Regions from separate parts of the Homo sapiens genome. Here region 1 is linked to region 2. A link is a contact called in ENCODE Hi-C or POLR2A ChIA-PET data. All regions are on one chromosome and are shown on one strand. Each heading gives the region's core, a stretch centred on a gene start or an enhancer-like site at or near the end of the contact. The rest is flanking DNA. Distances are from core to core; before and after follow the strand shown.

Evidence for each region. Hi-C counts contacts between places; a loop is a spot of excess contacts on that map. ChIA-PET counts read pairs that join two places held with the same protein, here RNA polymerase II (POLR2A). Pooled maps may share reads with other maps.
Region 1: a loop to region 2 is called in a map with no recorded cell type, with 2.6 times the contacts of the local background. The contact joins the enhancer-like site here to the promoter of ADAP2 in region 2. A Hi-C loop is called at or near these places in 4 of 37 single-sample maps with no recorded cell type and 5 of 50 pooled maps. POLR2A ChIA-PET finds 5 or more read pairs at or near these places in 2 of 52 experiments (GM10248 and activated CD4-positive, alpha-beta T cell).

What each region holds. Positions count from the first base shown.
Region 1 is chr17:31,067,198-31,069,897 of GRCh38, forward strand. No RefSeq gene overlaps it. Among named protein-coding and RNA genes, the nearest start is that of MIR4733, 26 kb to the right of the region's middle. Within about 2 kb of position 1,299, at least 13 of the 41 ENCODE cell types and tissues checked have a DNase peak (open chromatin) inside an H3K27ac peak, as active enhancers do.
Region 2 is chr17:30,920,626-30,923,325 of GRCh38, forward strand. It overlaps ADAP2 (ArfGAP with dual PH domains 2), which reads left to right and starts at 1,320. Exons shown (of 11, transcript NM_018404.3): 1 at 1,320-1,483; 2 at 2,315-2,445. The coding sequence starts at 1,390. RefSeq lists silencers at 1,061-1,500, 1,641-1,690, 1,851-2,010.

The DNA of each region.
Region 1 (2,700 bases), core at 49-2,548, 150 kb after region 2:
CATTCTTTTTCTTTGAGAAGGAGTCTCGCTCTGTCGCCTGGCTGGAGTGCAGTGGCACAATTTCGGCTCACTGCAACCTCCGCCTCCTGGGTTCAAGTGATTCTCCTGCCTCCAAGCGATTCTCCTGCCTCAGCCTCCTGAGTAACTGGGACTACAGGCACGCACCACCACACCCGGCTAATTTTTTTTTTTTTTTTTTTGTACTTTAGTAGAGACGGGGTTTCACCATGTTGGCCAGGATGGTTTCTATCTCCTGACCTCGTGATCCACCCTCCTCAGCCTCCCAAAGTGCTGGGATTACAGGTGTGAGCCACCACGCCCGGCCCAACCTTTGCATTCTTAAGGATAATCTGATTGTTTCCACTTGGACAGCTTGGCGAGGAGGAGTGCTAACTCCTAGAAAGCTCCTAATTACTGCCAAGGTGAGCGAAGTGAAAAGTTGGTTCCATTTTCTGCAGAAAGGGTCAGTTCATTTAATTCCAGCAAAAAACTGGCTTCCAGGAGAAAAAGGACTGTTTAAAGGTCTGTGTCAATTATATGGTGATTATGAAATTCATGCTATGACTAATCCAGTGGCTCAATCTATGATTATCTGACACGATCCAAGAATCCACAGTGTAACAGGCTCTATGACTCCATTAAAGAAAAGTCAGTTTAATTCTGTGCTATGCTCCAGATTACTTCTCTCCTTTCCTAGATCTCCTCTATCAAAGAGAGTAGACGTTTATAAAATGGTGTCTGAATTCAACTCAGTGTCCTGGAAGCCATATGAAATATTTTTTTCATGGATGACTCAGAGCTTGGGAATTCCAGTGTGTTGCTTTATATAATCTGAAGTACCATAAAGACCTTTGACCTAGAAGACTTCCTTTGTTGCATGTGTATCTTTTCCTGTAATTAGAGTCTATGATTAGACTACAGGCCATCATGACAAGCCTTTGCTTTCCAAAGCACTCTATTTTTGGACCTTCTAATTTGATTTCTTAGGAATACTATATTTTGTAAATATTAACCAAAATCCATTTTTAACAAGCACCTACAAGCATCCCAGTTTCAAAAATCAGGAAGCAAAAAATTTTGCCCAAACTCTGTGGTCACTGACAGTGTTTTGGAGAAGAGTCTAACAATCTCTGAATTGTTGCAACTTCCCAGCGCCTTTCAGAGACAAAGGCCCGTGGTTCCTGTACACATTTTGTGTCTTGTGGCCCAGCTTTCCTGGCTGAAGCTGAGTGGACCAAGGATTAGTGACTGATGAAAAAGCTGCCATCTGTAGGTTAGACAGCAGCCATGAGATGTCCTCGTAAAAGAGCCAGGCAGAAAAGGGGCGCCCTCTACAGGATGGGCTCTGGCTGACTCAGTTTGACTGCTAGAAATACTAGAATCATCAGTCAGACAGAGAGGAAGTAAAGACAGTCACAATAAAGGTAGAAGTCTAGAGTCTGCAGCAAAAGGCACCTGTGCTGAGAGGACAGCAAGATAACCAGATATTTGCCTTGTATCTCAAATGCCTGTTGGTTTTATTGATCTCCTCATCATTTCTCTATGTAACCTCTGAGTCCTCATTGATTGACAAAGCTAGAACTTGCTTTCCTGAAACCTGTAGTAGGCTGAGTAATCCCTAATCCCCAGAATCTGTGAATATCACCTTATATGACAAAGGGACTTTGAAAATGTGATTTATATGAAGGATCTTGAGATGGAGAGACAACCCTGGATTATCCAGGTGGGGCCAATGTAATCACAAGGGTCCTTATAAGAGGGGGCAGGAGGGTCAGAGTGATGAGTAGGAGATGTGCTCACGGAAACAGGAGCTTGGAGTGATGTGAGGCAGGGGCTGTGAGGCAAGGACTGCAGGCAGCCTGCAAAACTGAGAAAGGTAAGGAAATGTATTCCCTTCTGAAGCCTCCAGAATGAGCCATTTCTGCAAACACTTGGCTAAATCTCAGTGAAACTGATGTTGGACTTCTGACCTCCGGAACTATAAGATATACATTTGTGTTGTTTTAAGCCACTAAATTTGTGGCATTTTGTTATAGCAGCCATAGGAAACTAGTATACCAACTGACAGACTAAGCCAGAGGTCCAGCATTTTCTGTCCTTTTTTATGGAGGAAGACAGACAATAAGTACCTTAAGCACTTGACCGTTCTGCCTGTTAGCATTGTGAGAAGTTCTCTGATCTGCTTTGAACAGGTTATTACATTTTGCCAGAAAGATATAAGGGAGAAAATGGGAAACTAGGCATTGAATAAAAATGACAAGAGAGTGGCCAATGGGGCCACAGTCGCTCAAAAAACACACCGTAACGGCAGTCCATGGCTGGGTGCCATAGCTGACACCTGTAATCCCAACACTTCGGGAGGCCAAGACAGGTGGATTGCTTGAGGCCAGGAGTTCAAGACAAGCCTGGGCAACATGGTGAAACCCCATCTCTACTAAGAATACAAAACATTAGCCGGGTGTGGTGTTGCACGCCTGTGGTTCCAGCTACTGAGGAGGCTGAGGTGGGAGAATCGCTTGAACCTGGGAGGTGGAGGTTGCAGTGAGCTGAGATTGCAACATTGCACTCCAACCTGGGAGACAGGGTGAGACCCTGTCTCAAAAAAAAGAGCAGTCTTTCTAAGGAGAAAGAATTTGATGTTATATTTTTAAAACTACTAATGACAATGAAAACAGATAAGAACACTGGTAAAACTGAAAC
Region 2 (2,700 bases), core at 70-2,569:
GGAAGCAAGGAGGCCACCATGTTTGGAGGGTTTCTTTGTGCCATTTCAATGACCCTATTAGTGGATCTTACGCTCTCCATTTAACAGTTGAGGGTTTGGAGGCTCAGAGAAGTGAAGGAACTTGCCCAGAGACAAACAGTTGGGAAATGTGGAAATGAAGGAGTCAACATTTAAAGCCTGAATTTCTGGATTCCTGAATTCATTCCATTACACCATATTGCTGTGCGTGTGTGTGCACGTGTGTGCTTGCGCCCGCATGTATGTTGAATGGGAGTGTGGGCAGGTCAGCTAGAACATCAGCTGCAATTCACCAGGATGGAAACCTGATTTTATCCTGAAGGTTAACACCTGTCTATCATATGCATATGGCTTAATGCATCTGTGTGCATTAAGGTATTAACCTACATAGAAGATGGCAAGTATGTACAGTATATATTTCACCAGGAGGCCCATGAGTCATTGCAGATGATGTCAAGGAGTAACGAAGATGATGTCAAGCAGTAACAAAGATGGGAGAGAGGGAAAGAGGAAATGAAATGCCCACATTTAAGACCACCTATACCCTGCCTTCACCTCGCGGTGATGGAACTTCACAGGTTAAAGTGCCTGGCTGTGTCCACCTTGGTGAAACCACACTTTTCTGGTGAACAAAATCATGCAACTATTAGTTGGACTTCTAAAAATGTGCAGGTATCATTTATAGGAGCAATATGGAATACAGACATAAAACTGCTGACGTCAAACTCCCTGGTGTGGACATGTGTATGTGTCTGCGGTCAGAGAGTGGAATTAACACAAGTATATAAATAACCGTGATGCAAGGTAGATAGAAAGTGCTCAGGTCCAAAACAAATAGACAGATACTACAAGAGTATTCTTGGAGACCCAGAGGCTGGAAAGATTACTCCAGGCAGGGTATCACAGAGGGCTTCCTGAGGAGGTGGCATTTGCATATAAATACGTCTCCAAATAGATGTAAGATCTTACATTAACAGAACGCTTTAACAGAAGTTAGATTCTGGTTAATTTTCCAAGAAGCGCTGAGATGCAGACATATGCCCTTGTTCCTCTTTCATAGACGCGGAAACTGAGACCCACAGAGGTTGAATAGGTTGTCCACAGTCTCGTAGCTACCAAGTGACAGGCCACGATTTGATCTCAGGCCAGTGTGTTAAACTCCAATTTGCGTGCTCCTGTCCCTCCCCGCGCGTCGGCGGAGCTCGGGGCCGGACTGGACCTGCCGAGGGAGGGGCGGACAGTCCTGACGGTGCGGGGCGGGGCTGGCGGCTGCCCAGGCCTGGCTGAGGCGCCGCGGCCGGGTCCCTCTCCACCTGCCGGGCGGAGCGCACGGGCCATGGGCTGAGCCCCGCTGAGCCCGCCGGGCCGGCCATGGGCGATCGCGAGCGCAACAAGAAGCGGCTGCTGGAGCTGCTGCGGGCGCCGGACACAGGCAACGCGCACTGCGCCGACTGCGGGGCGGCAGGTAAGGGCGCGGCGGCGCGGGCAGCGCGAGACCCCCGGCCGGACCCCAGGCCCACCCGACTCCTCCCCTCGGCCCCACCGGGTCCCGCCCTCGGCCCCCTGGACCCAGACGTGGCACCTGCGGGCCCCGACCCCTCCCACCCACACCGTGAACCTCTCACCCGAGCCCCGAGGGCCGTCTCCACCACACCCTGCCCCGGCCCCTACGAGCCCAGGCTCTGCTCCCCTCGCGGGACCAGATGCGCATCTTCCCACGTGCTTGGACCCGGACACGAGAGCCGGCAGCCTAGAGCCCTTCCAGTCCCGCTCTCTTCCCTGGCCAGGCACCCGACCGCCCGAGTCCGGGCTCTCGATGTCTGCGCACCCAGGCGCGCCCCACGCCCTCGGACTCAGACATCCCAGCCAGGGCTAAACGTCGGGCCCAGGCCGCCGACAGTCCTGTGCCCCCTGCCCGCTCCCAGACGCCCCCCGAAGGCCTCCCCAGCGCCCCACCTCGGGGACGCCGAGGGCCCCCTAACTCAGCCTCCCCACCTGCAGCTCCGCGCCGAGCCCCGCGGTGCGCCCCCCGCGCCCTCCTCTCGGTTCCTTCTGAGTCCCTTCACTTCCACGTCGCGCAGCCTCAGACTCTCTCCCCGGGCCCTGAACTGCCTCCAGGATCTTCACCCCGGTCGCCGCGCAGCGGCCGGTGGGCTAACCAGAAGGTGCCAGGCTGGCCGCTTAGTTCGCCTTAGGTGGGAGAAGGGGCGCCCCACCTGCCCCAGTGCCCCGAGCCCAGCCCTGGTTTCTTCACCGCGCTTTCCGCTCAGCTCCTCTCCTGCCTCATCCCCTGCAGATCCCGACTGGGCCTCTTACAAGCTGGGGATCTTCATCTGTCTCAACTGCTGCGGCGTCCACCGTAACTTCCCTGACATCAGCAGAGTTAAATCTGTGCGACTTGACTTCTGGGACGACAGTATTGTGGAGGTAGAAAGGCATGCCCGTGGAGAGCCATGGAACTGCGGGACTGGAGTAGAGGCAGCGGGCAGGGGGCTCCCATTCTACAGAGGGGGAAACTGAGAACCAGAGAGGGGCAAGTCTAGCTAGAGGAAACACAGCTTATAAGATGGCAGCTTAGACAGAGGCCGAGAGTTCAAATTCTGGCTCTATCATTTGCTTACTTTTTTTTTTTTTTTTTTGAGACGGAGTCTCGCTGTGTTGTCCAGGCTGGAGTGCAGTGGA